Linked DNA regions of Homo sapiens: region 1 is linked to region 2. Evidence: chromatin loops called from intact Hi-C (ENCODE). Cell type or tissue: mammary epithelial cell. All regions are shown on one strand. Links, peaks and the distances in the headings refer to the core of each region. The heading gives the core; the rest is flanking DNA.

Region 1 (10,193 bases), core at 1,330-9,329, 110 kb after region 2:
AAAAAAAAAAACTGTAGCCATCCTTGTCTCCCCTCCTTCTTCACACTCTACATCCATTCTATCAATGAATCCTATCCCACCTGTAAGATATTTGCAGAATCTGACCACTTCTCACACTTTCACACCTATCACTCTGGTCCAAGCTACCATCATCTCTTGCCTGGATCATGGCATTAGCCTCGTAACTGGTCTCCCTGATTCTGTCATTGCCCTGTTACAGGTCGAACTGTGTCCCCTCCAATTCATGTGTTGAAGCTTTAACCCTCAGTAGCTCAGAATGGGACTGTATTGGGGGATAAGGGCTTTGAAGATGTGATTAAGTTAAAATGAGTCATTAGGGTGGGTCCTAATCCAATCTGACTGATGCCCTCATAAGAGGTGGAAATTTGGACACCCAGACACCAGGGATGTGTGCACACAGAGAGACCCTGTGAGGACATAGTGAGAAGGTGGTGGCAGCCAGCCAAGGAAAGAGACTTCAGCATAAAGTAACCTGCCAACCTCTTGATCTTACTTGAACGTCTGGCCTCCACAACTGTAAGAAAATAACTTTGTTGTTGAAGCCACTCAGCCTGTGGCATTTTATTATGGCAGCCCCAGCAAACTAATGCCCCGCCCCTGCTGACTCCCTGTTTTCTACACAGTGGCCAGAGTGGTCTCTTGAAATCATATTGCCTCCCTGCCCTAAGGCCATGGCCTGGGGAGTTGCCTTCTCCTCCTGACCTCATCTCCTCCCCAGGGCCGCCATGTTGCACAAATCCCCAGGGTGCTGTGAACTTCCTACCCCTTCCGGGTCTCCCCTTTTACTGTGCTTGGGCCACGCTGTCTTTTGGGAGTTCCACAGACACCCATGACTGTCACGCTCTGTGGCTTTTGCACACACTGTCCTCTGCCTGACACTCTTCTCCCACACATCGGTGCAGCTCCCCGCCTCCATCTTTAGGTTGCTGCCCGAATGCCCGTCCCTGGGGGGCTTCCATAGTGCCCCAGTCTAAAATGGCCACACCTCTTCCCAGTTACTTTCCATCCTTAGGCATGCTGTGGTCATTTTCATTTAGCATTTAGCACCGCCTGACATATGATTATCATGTATGGCATTGCTTACTTGCATGTTGTTTCCCTCTCCCACTTGGAGAGTCAGCTACACAGAGACAGGGGCTTCATTTTGACTGCGGCTGTATCCTCCATGCCTCGGACAGTGCCTGGCACATAGTAGAAGCTCAAAAAATGATAGATTTAAAAAATAATAAAGGAAAGGGTAAAGGAATTGACGTCATTTGGGTTATCTTTAAGCCTGACCACTTCTTCCTTGCTAAAAAGCTTAGAACCAGCTGGGTGTGGTGGCTCACACCTGTAATCCTAGCACTTTGGGAGGCTGAGGCACGCAGATCACCTGAGGTCAAGAGTTTGAGGCCAGCCTGGATAACATGGCGAAACCCTGTCTCTACTAAAAATACAAAAACTAGCTGGGCGTGGTGCCATGTTCCTGTAGTCCCAGCTACATAGGAGGCTAAGGCAGGAGAATCGCTTGAACCCAGGAGGCAGAAGTTACAGTGAGCTAAGATCACGCCACTGCACTCTAGCCTGGATGACAGAGCGAGACTCTGTCTCAAAACAAACAAACAAACAAACAAACAAACAAAAAAAACACAAATCGGTGTACTGTCTTTAGTAAGTGTGCCAGGAGTTCATGCATCAACCTCTACCTAGTTTCATTGGTTCCCCTTCCTTTATTTCTCTTTGTTGTTATTCCTCTTCTTGAGATATACTGTATGCAATTTTAAAGCTGTCTTTGGAGACAGGGTCTCACTCTGTCACCAAGGCTGGAGTGCAGTGGCATGACCACAGCTCACTACAGCCTTGACCTCCTGGACTCAAGCGAGCCTTCCACCCCACCTCAGCTTCTCAGGTAGCTGGGTCTACAGGCACGTGCCACCACGCCTAGCTAATTTTTTTGCTTTTTGTAGAGGCGAGGTTTTGCCATGTTGTCCAGGCTGGTCTCGAACTCCTAGGCTCAAGCAATCCACCCATCTCAGCCTCCCAAAGTGCTGGGATCACAGGCGTGAGCCCTCCGGCCTAAAGCTGTCTTAAATTTTGACATGTTATGGAATATAATAAAATAAATTTTAAAACAGGTTTTTTTTAAATGTCTCCAGTGTCTGGCCTTCAGGAATGGCTGTTTGATCTCTGGCCACCATGGAGTAGGAGAAAGACACTTTGCATGTTCCTGGCTCACAGTGCTGAGTGGACATGGGTTATTCTCATCTCAAGAGTTCCTGGGAGAATTCTTCTGAAGATGTAGAAATTCTCCCAGGGGCCGAGTATGGTGGCTTTTGCTTGTAATCCTAGCTGCTTAGGGGACTGAGGTGGGAGGATTGCTTGAACCCAGGAATTCAAGGCTACAGTAAGCTATGCCTGAGCCACTGCACTCCAGTCTGGGTGACAGAGAAAGACCCTATCTCTAAAAAAAAAAAAGAAAAGAAAAGAAAAAAATTCTCCCAGGGATCATCAGCTGCAGAGGAAGAAAAGAAGAAAAGATACACTCTTGAGGACCTCATGGTCAAAGAATACTGAAAAACAGCGCCTTGGGGGAGGAAAGTGCATCTTCTTACCCTGTGAGATGTTGTTGGCCCAAAGTTGAAAGGAGAGCTTTAAAACTTGCCTGCCCTAAAGGGCACAGAGGCGGCTTCTGGGTTAACCGCCTAGGTGCCAGCAAACTCAGGAACAGAGTGGCATTGTCTGGCCAGCTGGGTTCCTGGAGAATGCCTCTGTACTGGCTCCCCGCAGGGGAGGAAGGCTCCTGGGGACTGGCAGCAAAGCCTGTCCTGAAACACTTCCCAGATCCACAGACTGTGCTTCTCCTCTCCCTTGGAGGTCAGACCCTGCCTCTGACCTTTGGGATCCAAGTTTCCAAACTCTCTGCTCACACAGTCCCTGCCCCAAGACTGCCCAGAAGAGTACAAACGCCAGCCAGGCACAGTGGCTCACGCCTGTAATCCCAGCACTTTGGGAGGCCAAGGCAGGCGGATCACTTGAGGCCAGGAGTTCGAGACCAGACTGGCCAGCATGGCAAAACCCTGTCTCTACTAAAAGTACAAAAATTAGCTGGGCATAGTGGTGCATACCTGTAGTCATAGCTACTTGGGAGGCTGAGGCTGGAGGATTGCTTGAACCTGGGAGGCAGAGGTTGCAGTGAGCTGAGATGGCACCACTGCACTCCAGCCTGTGTGACAGAGCAAGACTGTCTCAAAAAAAAAAAAAAGTACAAAAGCCAAGCAAACCTACAAGCAGTGGCAGAAGCTTCTCCAAGCAGAAGGTTGCTAACTCCAACTAGCCCGTTCGCCAAAGAACTGCGCAGTGTCTTCAGACACTCCGTTTCAACTCTCAAAGCTGGGTCATAGTCAAGGTGAGGATCCCTGGTGTTTTTCCATCCAATTTCTTGGCCTCAGACTCCACATGGCTTCAGATTACATCACTTTTCTACTTTCTTTGCCTCTTTTGTGTTATGTTGGCCAACAACACTTCTCTCAGCTGCTGAGGACAGTCTAGTTGAGTCAGGGAAAAAAAATCTAGGGTCTGCAAGACAGAAATTCAAGCATAATTGTTCTGGAGTAGTAGTCAAATACGGTGCATCAGAATCACATACGGCAGCAGCTCTAAAACTTGACTGTGTTCAAGAGCCGCTGAGGGACCTGTGGCAAAATGCACCTGTTAAAAAGGAAGCCATTGGCCAGGTGCGGTGGCTCACGCCTGTAATCTCAACATTTTGGGAGGCCGAGGCGGGTGGATCATGAGGTCAGGAGTTCAAGACCAGCCTGGCCAATGTGGTGAAACCCCGTTTCTACTAAAAATACAAAAAAATTAGCCAGGCATGGTGGCAGGCGCCTGAAATCCCAGCTACTCTGGAGGCTGAGGCAGGAGAATCGCTTGAACCCGGGAGGCAGAGGTTGTGGTGAGCCGAGAACATGCCATTGCACTCCAGCCTGGGTGACAAGAGTGAAACTCCATCCATCCACACCCTAGATAGAGCTGTCTATATAGTGGGTCTGGGGTATGGCCAAGGGACCTGCATTTTTAACAAGTACCTCAGGGGATTGGAGGCAGCCGGTCAGGGGACCACCCCGTGAGCTGGTTAATAATGCAGGTGTTTGGGGCTGGCCACACACCTACTGAATCAGAATTGGCAGCCCTGTGTGTGTCATATTCCTCCAGAAAAGCCCAGCACAGTGCTGAGTTTGGGACCCACTGCTGCAGAAAGCTCATTCCAGAAAAAATAAGCCAGGCTTACACTTTTAAGGTCCCCTTTCTCTCTGGCCACTTATAACTGCCCGAAAATCAAGGCACATTATTGCTGGCACAGAAACTGAAGGAAAACTTGCACGTGCCCCAGCAGCTGAGATCCTTAAACAAAAAGGACTACAGAAATGACAAGCATGATTGTAAGAACTGTACGCAGCTTTTCTTTCTTTTCCTGAGTATGGTAGGAATCTCCAAGGTGAATGTGGCCTCCTGGAACTACCCACCTGGCTGGAAGACTGTCCTGCTCTGTGCTATTTGGGAGTAAGCAAGGCAGCCGCAGCCATATCTGCCTGTCATCCAGGAGCCGGCGTGGCTGGCATGAGTCCTGAGTGGCTGCATATCACCACCAGATGGACTCCTCCATGCCAGGTGCCAGGTTGCTGCAGCTGCCGGGGAGTGTTCCATCAGCAGGACTGTCTGCACCTGGACAGAATGATGTAACCTACAGGAACGCAAGATTCACAGGCGTGCAGACAAGCCTCAGAAAATTATCAGCCTCAGCTCCGAGTTACGGCTGATTCAGCTGCAGTCTCTGTGGTCAGACTTGCCTGTTGAGGCAGGCTGCTTCTCCGGTGGACTGGATGGCGTCACTTGGAATTTATATTAAAGCTGAAGTCTCCCTCAAACTAATGTAACCCTTATTTCCCAGTCCTCGTAAGACAAGTGGAAATCATGGGCCAGGCTTAAGCTTAGCTGATGATCTGATCTCCCAACTGCATTGGGTGCCGCTGGGGTCACCTAAGCCATTGCTCCCTTTCACTCCTTCAGTAAACATTTACTAAGTGTCAGAAATGATAGTAATCGCAAACATTGTCTGAATGATTGCTGGGGTCAGGCATTGTGCTAGACTTGGCACCAGCATCTTCTTATTCAGTACTCACTAAGCTGAATAAGTTTGAGTTCATTTCACAGGTGAGGAAACTCAGCTTCCCAGAGGCAAAGCAGCCTGCCTAAGGCCCCACAAATAATGAGGGGTAGAGCCTCTCATCCATCCACTTCAACAACAAGCCTTACCCTCTCTGTGGGGTCTTCCCCATGGCCTGACACTGAGCGTGTAGACACTGAATCAACACACACAATGTCAGGTCATGATTCCCCAGCCCCTCTGACTGGTCCCTTCCTCCTATCCATCAGCTGTCTCAGGTAGGCTCAACCCTACCATCCCAGGCTCCTTCCTCCTGCCTTATCGCCACTCTGCTGACCTTCCCTGCACCCCTCTGACTTCTAATGCCTGGCCTCTTGAACCTGGTGTTCCTCAGAGTTCTTTGAGACTTAGCCCCCAGGACGTTTCTCCCAGGAAGTCTTCCCTGACCCACCCCTCCTCCACATTTATGACTCCATTATATGATCGCAGTGCATACCAAAGATGCCTTTGTCTCAACATAACATCCCATATTAGGTTGAAATTTTTGGTTTCTATCTGTCAGTATCTTTTATTAAAATGGAGTTTCATGAAATGGGACAGCTGGCACCAGCACGATGCATGGCGCACGGCGGGTCCTCCATGGATGCTTGCTAGACTGAGCACAGCTGACTCACAGGCCTCAGGCACCAGGGCACGGGCAATAAAGACAGTGAACCTAATATTTTAACACAAGAAGGAAAATACAACCTCACAAATGTCACTCATACTTGGAAGAGGGAAAAACACAACTGAAATATGGTCACCAAAGAATATAGGGAAGGATATAACACACAGGCTGAACTCACGACCCTGTAGTCTGACCACCTGGGCTTCGGTCTTGGCTCCCCCACTTAAAACTAGTGAGATTTGGAGCAAGTTGTTTTCCCTCTCTGTACCTCAGTTCTCTCATCTATAGAGTGGGAGTAGATAATCTTACAGGGTTGTATGAGGATGAGATAATTCGTGTGCAGTGTTGAAAACAGTACGTTGTTCATGTTTGGATGTTATCATATTTTTTGTTCATAATAAATGGATTTACTAGAAAGGGGTGAGGGAGGAAACTAAGAAGAAACAATGGTCATAATATTTTTGATTAAGAGTATGGTACAAACCCTCAGGTCCAATTTTTTAAAATGCAGGTCAGAAGTTACCACCCAAAGGTGTACAGATTTTTTTAAATTTTCAATGAGCTGCCTATTTAAAAATGAAGAAATTTTACATTATGAGAAAGAAATCCAGACATCCAATTTCTGTCGAAAAACTGGATGACTTCGCAACTCAGCTTCTACTTGCCCCCGGTAATAATTGTCGGGATTTGTGTATCACTGCCCACTTCAGGGTGGACACGTGCTCTCCAGCTCACGCGACCCCTCCAGGCCCTCCAGCTTCTTACCTGGCCTGCTTCATGCTATAGGCATTTGAGTTTGTGACCTCAGGAAGAGAAGATGTCTTCACAATAACAATATACACAGTTTTCCTCTGCTCAGAACCTATCACACCTCTTTGGTACATCTATCATAAAACTCAGACTTTAACTGCTCCCTCCTCCATCTGGGAGCCCATCTTGCCTCACTTCCTATGACTCCCCATCCATCCTCCCTCCCCACCAGGCTGCCCCCGGCCCCCCTCCCACCCCAGCTCCTCCCTGCTATGGGGCTGGCATGGCCTCTCCGTCCCCTCTGCTTTCCCAAGTCCCCGTGCCCTGTGAAGGTTTAGCTCGTGTCCAGACACCCTAATGAGCTTCTTCCCCACTCCCTAGCCCACGGGTGGTCTCCCTTTTCCAGGCTTGCACTGCCCTTCGGACAAGGGTAACTACTATTACAGTACGGCTGTGTCTTCTTAGTCTTTACTCTGAGAAGAAGCCTGTTCTTATCTATGCAGTTTCTCTCCTTTTCCCCTGCCCCTTGGGGCTTCTGTCCTTGCTGGGCCTGTTCCTGAAATTTTGTGATTTACAACAAAACCAGAACGGGAGGGGGAGAGATTGGAAAAGAGGTATGGGAGGTAAGGGGAAAAGGAAATGAAAACAAGGGCAAACTGAGGGTGTGCTGTTGAGAGTGAAAAAGAAGGCAGGGGGCCCTGCAACAGCAGCTGGGTGGGAGGGAATGGGAGATGAAGCCGGGGAGGGGACGTGTGCAGCATTGCACGGCTCCCAGCTTCCTTGTATTTACCCATGCTGTCAGAACCATGTCGTGTGCCCCCTTTGGTCTGTTTTCAGGCGGCAACCCTGCATTTCATGGAGGACTGGAAGCTCTGTGAGGGCTGACAAATTATTATTTAGTGACCCTTACATCCCTCAGAGCCTTCGGCCCAGGGCTGAGCCCAGGGACTGCACACGTTCATGCAGAATGACTGACCTCAGTATCCCCAGGTGTCCTCAGGCAAATGACCTGAAGAAGACACTGAGCATCAAGAATGTAGCCTCTTCGATTTCACCTCCTGGCAGAAGTGTGATGAGATCAGATACCACCATGGTTTTGCGTCCCAGAGAATAACCAGGAAGATGCTCTGGAGGAGAGAATAGCAGTTCTCGAGCGAGAGCTCACATGGAAATCACCTGGGAGGGGAGGGGTCTTGTTAAACCAGAGATTGCTGGGCTCCACCCCCAGAGCTTCGGATTCAGCAGGTCTGGGCTAGGACCCCAGAATGTGCTTTTCTAACAACTTCCCAGTTGACGGGGATACGGTTGGTCGGGGAGCCACACTTCGAGCAACCCAGCTCTAGAGTTCAGGGCTGAGGTCTGATCCAAAGCCACTTCATCCCACCACTCTACAGAAGGAAAGTGACATCCCCTCCCTCTCTAGCAGGTGACTGTCCCCTCTTCATAATCCAGCACATCACTCAACCCACTTCGGAGCTTTATGGAGACTATAGATGCTCATGGCTGAGTGGAGGGTGTCCTCTTGTGGCCCAGATAGAAAATAACCTGAACTGCAGTGACCTCACTCTCAGCCTTAACAAAGTTTGCCAAACATTGAATTTTATCTGCCTGACAAAAGATCCAGGGAAACAGGATGTTCACCATTCACCGGATCTGGTCCATTGCAGAGGAGGGGCCAAGGGTCCATTCAGCATGAGATGGGTCAAATACTTTGCCCAAAAGGTGTCCAAGGATGGCAGAAATGATTTGTACTCATGACTTTGGGATTTTATAGGGTGGGAAGGTGTCTTAGGAGAATAGTCCAAACCCAGATACTCACAGAATTCTCTGTTGAAGGATACAACTTTGAAAACATGAGTTAGAAGTAAACAATTTCAAAGCCTTGGAAACACCATGTGACTAAGAAGAGACCTTAGAATGACTTTGAACCATGTTTGGATTTGTTCCCTGAACTTTCCTGAGATGAGAAAGCTGGCATCATGAACTGTGGGCTAGTGTAAGAACACTGGAGCAATTGTCACCAGCTCCATCACCAACCAATCTGGTGCAAGCCAGCCCCTTCTCAGCATTTAGCAGCCGTCCAAATACCGTTCTGCGATTCACTGCCACCTACTGCTCAGCCCGGAATGAGCAGGAGTTGGTAACTAGGACACAGGGGCAGTGGAGCGGCGCTTCTCAGAAGTTTGGCTTGTATTAGAATCACCTGGAAGGCTTGTGAAAATGTAGATATAGGGGCTTCACCCCCAGAGATCTGACTCAGTAGGATTGGGGTAGGCCTGAGAATTTGCTCTTCTAGTAAATTCTGGGTGACGCCAAGGCTGCTGGCCAGGAGATGCCTCTTTGGATAACATTTGTAATCCTCCTTCTACCACACACTCGCTGAGCTTGATTATTAATCAGTCACATCTGTAAGTGATCAAGAGCCACTAATTCAGGATGTCTCAACCTGGGTCCGATTGACATTTTGACGTGGCAATTCTTTGTTGTGGGGGTAGTTTGTCCTGTACACTGTAGGATTTTAGCAGTATCCCTGGCCTCCACCTACTTGATGCCAGTAGCAGCCACTTCCCCCAGGTTTCGATAGTTAAATGTGTCTCAGACATCACCAGATGGCCCTGGGAGGCAAAATTCTCCCATTTGAGAACCACCTCTCTAAAAAGCGGGAATGTTTTCCTCTTCCATTTGGCAGACTGTGAGGGTATCTTCAAGTATTGTCTTACCTAGGACACTGACATATAATAAACTCTCAGCTCTTTGGGTTTAAACAACAACAGAAAAAATAGACTACATATCCTGAGTGCTTAGTACGTGTGAGTTACTGTGCTGACGCTTTTTAGTATATAATCAATATTTTTTAAATCTCTGATATATTTTACATTCTTGTTTTTGTAATTAGTGTGTATCTTACCTTTACAGCAGATCTTAATTTGCAGTAGCCCCCTCTCCAGTGCTCCAGAGACACGCAGCTGCCACACTGGGTCCTGCAGGGCTAGACTCTGAGCCCAGATTCTGCCTCTGCCCAAATGGCTTCCAGCCTTTAGATGTGGAACAACACGTGCCAATTTTACTTCAATGTCCTTCCAATCCTGTCCTTATTTCAGCTATTTTATCAGACTCACATACCTATTCATGTACTCTGCAATCAGTCCTTGGAATAGTTCCACATAGTTTAAAATAAGGTCTGCAGTTTTATAAAATTTATCAAACAGCAGAATACCTCATCTGGTGGCCAGACTGTGTTGACTATTATCATATTTTAGTTCTGATAGCTTTTCAAGGGGCTGTTTTCCAAAAAGTCTGTGTTTATGCATGCTAATCCTATCCAACGCTAATCACTGATGCACAAGTTCAATCACACTCTCCCGCTTTTTGGTTTATCTCACAATATCTAGGAGTATTCATCTCCATTCAGAGATTCTGCCTTTTCATTAGCCCTATGTGATGTTTCTCCCTGTCGTTCCTCATGTTATCCTTAGCAAATGTTTCTGATCACTTAGGGAACCAATTATTCTCTAGAAAATTTGCAGTAAACCCTTTAGTCTTACCACATTTGTTCACTCAAATTTTACAGGTATGAAAATCAAGATAGACTTAATTACTAAGGTCAACCTT
Region 2 (10,193 bases), core at 1,478-9,477:
TGTGCCAGGCACACAAAAGACCTGAAATAAGTGTTTGTTATTTGTATTAGTCAGCTTGAGCTGCCATAAGAAAAAGAACTTTATTTTCTCACAGTTCTGGAGGCTGGAAGACAAGATGAGGGTGCCAGCAAGGTCAGGTCCTGCTGCAGGCTCTCCTCCTGGCTTGCCTTCCGGCTCTACACTCACATGACCTCTTCTTTGTGCATGTGTGCAGAGAGAGAGAGAGAGCCTGCTCTCGGTTGTCTCTTTTTATAAGGACACTAATCCTATCATATCAGGGCCTCACCCATATAACCCCATTTAACTGTACTTAATTACCTCTTTATAGGCCCTATCTCCAAGTAGTTATATTGGGAGTTAGGGCTTCAACATACAAATTTTGGCAGGGGACACAATTCAGTCCATAGCATTTATTAGAGGGAAACAGATAACACTTCACTCACCAGGGGACCACTAAGTTGACATCAAAAATAGACTATTATCTGTGACCATCTGAACAACAGCATCCCTTGTGTCCACTGACAGGGTATACCAAAGGACATGTGTACAGTTTTGGTATGTCTTCATAATAGACAACAGGGAGCCAAGGGAAGATTTGGGGGTGGATATGATATGGCCAAACCTGTGCTTTAGGAGGAGTAATGGGGCGGCAGTAAATCTGATGCAAACAGAGACACACAGGAGGTGAGAAGCCATTGCAAGAGTCAGTCAAGCGGCTATGTAGGTAGCTATGTTGCAAGGAGCAGAGAGAGAAAGGAAAAAGCAAATGCAAGAAGGAATCATCAAGGTTGAATCCATGAGAAATTGCTACCCACTGGATAATGGGAGATAGAAAAAGCAGCAAAGTGTTAAGGTAAAGGGAGGAGGTGGTAAGAGAAGGGCTTCACCATCCAAAGACCCAGGGATGGGTGGCAGAGGGTGGGGGCTGCAGGTTGGGAGAGGGAGGAGGAGGAGGAGGGTTTGGAGGAGGAAGAGATACTTTGGAGAAGGGAGGGGAGGGTGGCTTGCGTTTGAGACATGTTGGATCTGAGCTGACATGAAACAACATCAAGGCAGAGGTAATTAGGCATGCAGTTGGAAATGGATGTATGGAACCCTAGAAATCAAGCCAGGGGTGAACATCTGAATTTCATCCACAGACGTAAATCAGACGGCTGATAAAACCTAAATGAACTGAGCACAGAAACTCAGAGATTGTCTTCTGTGGACAACAAGGAGAAAAAAGGAGACCAAAGAGCAAAGGAAAGGAGATGAGGAAAGGCCAGGGGGTGGGAGAAAATCAGAATAACACAGTGCCACAAAACCCAGAGAAGAACTGTTTCCAGGATGGACAGAGTGTTCAGCACCTGAACGAGGCAGAGAGATATCAAATGACTGAGCACAGAGTATTGGGATCTGGCTCCATCGTGATCAGTGGAATCCCTGAGAGAACCAACTCAACAGGGTGGAGACAGCAAATCAGGGAACCACAGAAAGCAAGAAAGAAACAGACACTAACAGGCTGAGGACCTATGTGCATGCCAGGCATTGTGATCGGAATTTCACATGGATTATCATCTTTAGTCCCCACAAACACTCCTACAGGGTAGGTGCTATTATAATTTGTATTCAGAGCATTTTGTGTAAAACTTAATAATGAAAGGAGCTCATCTGCAAGGTCATATTTGCCTGTCTGAAAAAACATACCTCTCATACATATTTTCACGTAGCTATGGAGATTTGAGAGCAGGCATGTAAGTGGAATCAGATATCAAGGAAAATGATACAAACTGAGAGAGGGGGATACGGCGCAGTCTGGCTGAGTGACTAATCACAATGGCCAAAGTATTTACAATGGCAAAGAGATGAACTTGACTCCCAGAGGCTACATATTTTGTGTGTGTATCTGTCTGTCTGTCTCTCCCACAAGAACTGCTTGGGAGAAAAAATACAAAACCATGCTAGTCTGGTCATTTTGCCCCAGTGAAAATTGATACTATCGGTAACATTTTTTGAAGACCGGTATTTTTTATCCACCTGCACAGCTATATTAATTAAAGAGTGCATTGATCAGATCATTAATTTTAAAAGTCAAGTCTTCACTCAGAGGTCATCACAATTATGGAAAAACAGACTGACTGCCATAACGTACTGTCAGAAACATCCCAAACCTGTGGAAATGTAACACAAACGGAAAAATCCTTCACTTCCCCTTCCTACCCTCCACCGCAACTTATTATCACCACAAAATAATTTTTAATCATTGCCATAGTCACTCTCAATTGCACTAATTAGAAGATATATAAATCACCTTACTTTTCTCAGCCAGGTATTTAATCCATACTTGATAGTAATGAGCTATTTTATTAGAACTGTTCAAAAACAAATGCTAGCAATCCTGAGCATGCAAGAAACCTGAATAATAGCACTCCATTTGGATTTACAAACCCACAAATCTGTGGATGCTACTTGACATTTATTGAACATGAATAACATCCCCACGTGCTATGTTCCTGAGGCTTGGCCAACATTCTAGGGAAATGACTTAACTCACACCAATAAACTTGAAAAGGTTCACCCTGGGCCAATATTTCCTCACACCAATTGCCCCTTCCTACTATTCTCATCAGGTCGAAAACATCCACCATTTAGCCCTCCCCAAAGTAATAATGGTATAAAGGCCTGAGCTTAAACCTAACCTCTGCCACTTCCTAGCTGTGGGAAGACAGCAGTGGGAACAATGACCATGCTCTGAATCAGCTCATCCCCTGCATGCTGAGAATGACACCATCCTCAGTGTCATGAGTGGAAAACATTAGGCCAATATGGTGGACAGTAAGGGGCAGTGGAGACAGCCAGACACACCTGGGCACACACTCCTTGTTCACCATTACCTGCTTGACCAGGTGACACTGGGTAAGTTCATTTCCTTTAGCTTTTCTACTCTCTCTAATTACACATATAATTTTAGCCAATTAGCCTTGAAATTCTTGGTTTGTTTTAATCCAGTGCGGCAAGCAGGCCACAGAGATAAATACCAATTATATCACACTGCACCTCACCCTCTCCACAATGGTGATGTGAGGTGCCCTCTGCTCTGCAGATCTCTAGCTTTTTGAAGTTATTAATGGTGAGAATTGTAACAACTATTCACAGAACTGTTCTTTCTTGCTAATTTGGGTGGAAAAGAAGGTGATCTCACTCTTATCATGATCTACTAAGGGGGAAAAGGCCACTGGAAAATGAGGTTCATTCCTATTGACAAAAGTTTCAAAGAGACCTGTGTGACACATACATGGGGTGGCCAGATCCAAACAGACGGTTTCGAGAAAGGGGGCACTGTTAATAATCATGCTGAGATAGCAGGTGTGACCTAGGACATTTGGTCAACCTGGTTGGGTCCTGCACAGAGAATATGATGGTATACAGCATTCTCTCTCCCTTTACCAAGTGTCAACCTCAGAAATCTAGAGGACAGAAAGGTTACAGAAATCTCAAAGCCTCCTCTCCTTATCACCACCAGCCTTTCCCTGACTCAACAGAAGCACATGCCTAACCAGCACTTACTAACCTATTTAATCAAGCTGTGCCTTTCTTTTGAACACAGTGGCTAACTTCCAATAACACACCAGTAGTGAAGATCATGAGCACACAGAAACACTTTAACAGGTGAAACAGATACGCAGGCCTTCTAGCTGCTTTGGACTGAGGACAGGGTCAGGCTGCTGGAGGAAGGCGGGGACCTGGTGTGTGTCAGAATCACCTAGCACACCAAACCCGTCTTGCTAGAGGAGGCAAAAACCAGATTTGGGCCACTCTACAGATGGGCCAGGTGGCAACTCTCCCTGAGCATGCGGAGAGAGTTGCCAACCCCTCAAAATATAGAGACAATCCCCTACATGACAAGCCCTTGCCAAACCAGACTACCCCAGTCACAGCAACCGTCCATCACCAGTACCCTGCACATGGTTGATGCCTCATGGGGGCAAAACCTTTCTTCTTAAATTATTCCAAAGACACACAGTATTTTAGTTACAACTAATTGTCAGGAAAATGAAAGCAACCCCATGTGAAGGCAAAAACCTTAGGGGGAAAAGAATAATGTATGCTTGTTAATTTCCTTCTCCATGTTTTTCTTTTAAATTTCATTTTCCCAACCATTTTAGAATTGACCAGGAAAGATCCTAGTTTACCACCTACATGTTGGGCTTAAAAGAAATAAAAAAAACTTAAGTCATAATGACTCATTTTGTGGTGCATATGCTGTAAACCTACCAAGAAAAGAAGGGAAACTGCACGGGTAAAAGTGGAATCGTACAGAGTGCAGGAATAATCTTTCAGCTACAGTGCACTCAAAATCTTTTCCATAAGAAAGGGTGGAGATGTCAAAGAGGACAACACTCGTAATTTTTAACAGATACTTCATCCCCTGAGTATTGTTGTTATTTCATACAATCTGCCAGCGGCTCCCAGGGAGGTCCAGGTTGAGGGCCTGATAAGGAAACAATTCCTACCTGTAGAGGAAACTTGATCCAGGGAAACTCACAAAGCAAAGCATCCATTCCCTCTGAATAGCGTGCGTAACTATTCCCAGAATGAACCATCTACTAGTCCTACTTCAATACTTGGAAGACCAAGAAAAGCCAAGGGAACAAAGACCAGGAAGAAGTGCTGAAAAGGGCTACAGCATAAACAACAGTATTTAAAAAATAAAAGCAGTATCTACACTTCCCGGATGCCAGGAGAATCATTAGCTAGTAACGGCTGACGTTTATTGAGCATTTACATGTGCCAGACACTGTTTGAAACACTAAGGGTATGTGCATTAAGCTAATTCCCCCAACAATCCTGACAGGTAGGTCCTTTTTTCCTCATTTTGGAGATGAGAAACCTAAAGCAGCTTCTAGACTTGGGTCACCAGAGGGTAAGCAGCAGAGCCAGGAACAGACTCCCACATTAACTCAATAGCCCACGCCATTGACCTCTGTAAGTATCCCTTCATTATCTGTCACCTGGCTGGTGAATGAGGCAGTAAGGACTAAACCCCAGGTCATCCTGGCCCTAAAGCCCATGCTCTTAACCTACACTCTACATAGTTACCTAAACACTCACTGGTCATGTTGCCCCAACCTCAACCTCCACCACCAGCACCACAAATTCTACAACCATTAATAATAAAGGGCATCATTTATGCAGGGCTTTCTGTGCCAAGACAAGAAAACTTTAGCTTGGAGGCATTAAGCTGACTCAGCTCCCAAACTAATATGCAGTGGAGCCAGGACCTGAGCCCACGTTCAGGAGACTCCTGCGCCCAAGCTCTCAATCCCTCCTGCAGATGCCACAGTTGTAGTAAGACCATGACCACAGGACACAGGGCCATGCCACAACCAACCATGGAGGCCAGCCAACACCAGAGGTGGCTTTAACAGTCACTGACTCATTCCTCAGGTCTCACCAAGCAACTTCCGGCTTTTCATTAGAAAAAAAATAGGGTAGAAAAAAAATAGGATTTAAAAAAAAAAACAGAAGCTCAGTTTCCCCATTCACAGGAGATGAAAAACAGCCAACCCAAAGGAAATGAGAGGCACTTAGTGACAATCTCAGTGGCCACAGGTGAGGTGACAAGTGACACAAAGAAAGAAAATGAAAACCTGAAAGTACAGACTCAAAATTATATCAATGAAGCACATAATGACAGGTCTGAGTCACCCAGAAAAATGTTGGCTTTTGCTCAAGCTTCCTCTGTTTTTAAAAGCAGGGAAATGCCTAACTTGGAGGCCAGGTTTTTATCAAGTATTTAAAAGTTTTCAAGTCTTGGCATTTGAAATAGTAGCAGGTGGGAGGGCTTGGTGGAGATAGGCACAGAGGACAGCAGACTGACCTGGGCTTTAAGGCTGAAAACTAGATCGCACCTGGTGATGGGGCCAGGGACACAGGGAATCACCCCACCTCATGGGTCTCAAGAAGGCCCTGTACCTCCCACCACTAAAATCCTGTGAGAGAGAACATGGTGTGGCGACAAGTCACCTGCCAGACATCCCTGGGAAGAATCCTAACTCCCCTACGGACAACCCAAGCCTGGTCCACTCACCGTGGTGATAATAATCCTCGTGCTAGCACGTAGTTGAAATTCAATAAATGGCTATCCAATAATTGAATGAACCGGGCAACTTATTTACCCCTCTTTAAACTTATTTACCCCTCTTTAAACTTCAATTTCCTGCTCTGCAAAATGGGTAGTATGACAATTCCTAACATGATGGGATTGTGGTAGGGGTTAAATGAGTTAACTGTGTACAGCGCCTCCTCCACCCCGGATGTGAGTCTTACTCTACCATGACAAGTGTATGGACAATCTCCAGTTATCTGGAAATCTGACCTAGGAAGCAGCCTCCGTTCCCTGATAATAATGGACAGACGAAGCATCAGTTCATTAGTCTGTTAAATATATAAAAGACAATTTGATCACATATCATATCCCCCTCCTTGAAAAATAATTCCCAGATTCAACACTGTCTGACTGGTCATTAACACTCTCGTGAGACAGAAAGATGTTCTAATTCTATCAATGAAGCACAGAGTAATTTTCCCTGGGTTAACCAGCAAATCGATAAGAAAATCTAGGTCTTCTATCTTTGCTTCCTCATCATCTCTCCTCGGCCACCAGAAACTAAATACCCAGATGCATCATGTGCAGAATTCCACAATTCCCAAGCCAGCACACAGCACGGGAAAGGCAACATTGTTACAGGCAGATTCGAGAACTGTGTTCTGAGGGATTCCGCCAAGGACACCTATAAATGATACTTTCTGGCTCAGGAAAAGTTTCCTGCTCTCTGATCTGGAGTCTCTACTGGACAGAAAAGCCTTTTTAGAATACCTTGCTTCGGAATATCGGCTCTTAACTACTTGCCTTTTCCTTGAGTCAGTGTTGCCAATTTAGCTTTCCAAAAAAAGTCCTGCAGGTCCCAGAAGGAATGTATCGTCCCGCTAAGGAATTACAATAGAAAAATAATAACCCTTTGAACTTCAGGTGGCTTGTGGGCAGGAAACAAATTAAATCAAGGAGCCTGTGCTGCTCAGGGTGACGACACTCAGGCAGTCCCCAAGGAGAGGCTGCTGACATAGGTCCCCTGCTGGGCTGGACAACGGGAAGGAGACCAGCCTTCAGGCTCCTCCTTCTCATCTCCATAACCTCAGCCCCATGTGCACCTCGAGCAGGAAGGGCACCAAGAACTCCAGCCCCTCCAACAGTGGATGGAAGGGGGCCTCTGTCCCTCATGGCCACCTCCTGAGTGGGCTCCCAACTACCCTCTTCCTCCACAAGGACCCCTGCTTACTCAATAAGGATGGCAGTAGTAGCAATAACAAGTTACTGTTACTAACATAGAGCATGTACTGTGTGCTAGGTACTGTTGTAAGCACTTTCAATACATAACCTGGTTTAAATCCTTACAACTATCCTGTAAAGGAGGCACTGTTATTATGCCCAAGATCGCACAGCAAGAGAACAGTATGCTCCACAGCTGCCTCTACTACTTATCCCAGCCCACTTTCCAAGCTTGAAGGAGAGGGGAGGGGTCCTCTTGTTCTTACATATAGGAGACACTGAATAATTATAATGAATGAAAAGAGTTGCTGATCCATTTTCATTGGTTGCCCCAATAAGAGTTAAGAGCCCATTTTCTCCCTTCTCTGCCTGTAGTAGCAGAGGACAGATGATCCTCAATATATATTTAACATTTGCCAGATTCTCCCCCACTCCTGAAACATAGTTCCTGCACATTTTGCTGAAAGCCTAGCCCCTTCCGTGGCACTCTTGGTGCCCTGCCCATTAATAAGGCTTCCTAGGAAATCCTATCATTGTCAATGCATTGTGTTTGGATCTCTCATTCCCTATATGTTCTTAAGTCCCACAGAGACACAGCTGCAGGGACCATTTTCTGTGGGTGTCTCAAGAGTTAAGCACAGTAGCAGCTGGCAGTCTCACCTCCTACCTTTGCTGGCTGTGTAATCAACCTCCTTTTAATCCTGCCGAGCTCCATGCTGCCTGGCACCAGGGGCAAGAAGCTACACACAGGTAATAATTTAACAAATCACCTGTCTGGCTCTCTTGCCGGGACACCCACTCTGGAGCTTATACAGCTGCTGATGCTAGGGCTGCAGCCTTGCCTGTGGGATGTCAGCTAAACCAGTAAGTACTGAGCCTTGGGGACCACACACTTCCAGCTCTGTCCTGTCTTAGAGAACCAGGGTGTGGTGTTTGATAGGGACGACCCTCAGGAACTATGCTTCCTACTCCATGCTTAGCTCTTGGGGATTTTTTAATATTCCGATTTTGCCCAATGCAAGAGCAACTAGCAGAGCTCCACTCAGCAAGCAACAACACATCCTCAAGAACCTGGATTGCAAGAACATCCCAGGACACAGCTGTTAAGACACAGAGCATGGGAACGCGAACTGCAGCAAATGTACACACACACACACATACACACAACATACTGAAACTCATACAGTGTTCCACAAACAAAAAATTATGGTGTGAAACCCATTGTGGAGCTGGTCCCCAAATGTGCATGAGTCACATCCAGCCCTGGAACACACAAAAATAAGTGAAGTCGTCCCCAAACTTTTACAGTACTCATCCATTGCTTTGTTATTTGTCTATAAACCACTGAAAGAAAAGATCTTTTCAGTTTTACAAATAAGACGACCACTTTTAAAAAGTGAAAATTCTGTCACGACAGGCCTTATGAGAGAACAAATCATTTTACCCAAAGCAGTGGTAGACAGAAGTAGCCTAAGGAAAGACTGCCTTTAAATAACCATCAGCAAGCTATAATCTGTCAAAAGCAATTATTGCCATCAAATACTTGTTAACACACACACCGTGACATTCATATTTCAGTAAGACAGCAGGACACTGATTTTTAGCAAAATCTAAAAAATAAAAATACTTTTCAAACCAGACCCTTGGTCCTACACCTTGAGGAAGGAAACAGGATTTTTTTTTTCTTATAGTACTTGCTTATGATCAGTGCTTTGAGATTAGTTTGCCATAACACCAGCAAACGGCAGAGTAACAGAGTTTGTTCCAAAAACAAAAAGAGTGGTGTATAACGTCACACAGTCCCAAGAGCCAGGCTTTAGGGTGGACAATGGGAGAAGTGGGAACACATTCAGATGTCTGTGGCTTTATTTCTGCAGGGAAGAAGAGAAAGAAAAAAAAACACAGAAGGGAGGGGCACACTGAATGAAGGGAGGAGCACCAGGCACTGGGGTAGCCAACATTTGTAATCTGCATATACTGATCATGTTACAGGAGCCATGCAGAAGCCATGGCTTGCTGCTTCCTATCCCTTTCTACAGGTCAGTGTCCTTACCTGAAGAGAATTAAATGCTCATGTGTTTAGCACGAGCTTCCATGCCAGAGGCCCAAGGGTCCAATCCTCAGCTCCACCCTCAGCTCCACCTTCACCAGCTGAATGACACTGACCAAGTTACTTTATAAGAAACTCAGCTGTAAAATGGGAATAGTGATGCCCCTTGCCCTATAAGGTTATTGAATTATACAATGAAATGTATTTAAAGTGCCTATTTGATGGTAAGCATACAATAAATGATAGCTGCTATTATCAACATCATTCATATTTCAATAAATAAGGGCTCACTGGTAAACCAGCACAGTTATTGATCCCTAGATGGTTCATCCATCACTCAGCAACTATTTACTGACTGGTCTCCCACGTGCCTGGCACCAGGCTAGAGGTTAGGGATATAAAGGGAATAATATGGGGTTTAGCCTTCAACAACTCCTCCACTGGAGAGACTGTCATATAACCAATATAATGTCCAAGGTTCCAGATGAAGACCAGTAAGAAGCACACACAATCCAACCATTCGAATGCTTTACTGTAATTTAGAATGGACTTTAATTGTGACATGAATATACATATATGTATGGTGTGTGTGCATACACACACATGGTGAGATATATGTGTATATATATTATACATATACATATATATCAGCTATATATATATATGGTATCTGATAAATATGTACACAAACACCATGTGTGTGTATTTGTGTATGTATCTCCAGTACCACATTATACTTGTTTCCTATTTAGGAATTATACCGAGATTTAACCCTGCAGATCTCTTGCCAACACACTCACAGAGAGTTAATGTTCAACAGTGAGCTAAAGTTCA

What was found. A loop is a pair of places that touch in the nucleus more often than their neighbours do. Peaks named below come from ENCODE experiments on the same cell type or tissue, not always from the same donor. Only the 100,000 strongest peaks of a DNase experiment are listed, where the experiment ranks them.
Region 1: it touches region 2 in a loop (4-fold over the local background); 3 of 110 quality-filtered maps call a loop at or near these places.

Annotation. Positions count from the first base shown.
Region 1 is chr5:142,715,631-142,725,823 of GRCh38, reverse strand. No RefSeq gene overlaps it. Among named protein-coding and RNA genes, the nearest start is that of LINC01844, 25 kb to the left of the region's middle. In mammary epithelial cell, for the core only: CTCF peaks have their summits at 4,649, 8,098 (motif pointing left) and 8,690 (motif pointing left); DNase peaks (open chromatin) are centred at 4,763, 8,113 and 8,633; H3K4me3 peaks cover 181 bases; H3K27ac peaks cover 1,907 bases.
Region 2 is chr5:142,822,413-142,832,605 of GRCh38, reverse strand. The region is part of intron 1 of ARHGAP26 (Rho GTPase activating protein 26); the gene reads right to left. Among named protein-coding and RNA genes, the nearest start is that of ARHGAP26-AS1, 41 kb to the left of the region's middle. In mammary epithelial cell, for the core only: no CTCF peak of the experiment used is centred there; DNase peaks (open chromatin) are centred at 5,275 and 5,665; H3K27ac peaks cover 505 bases.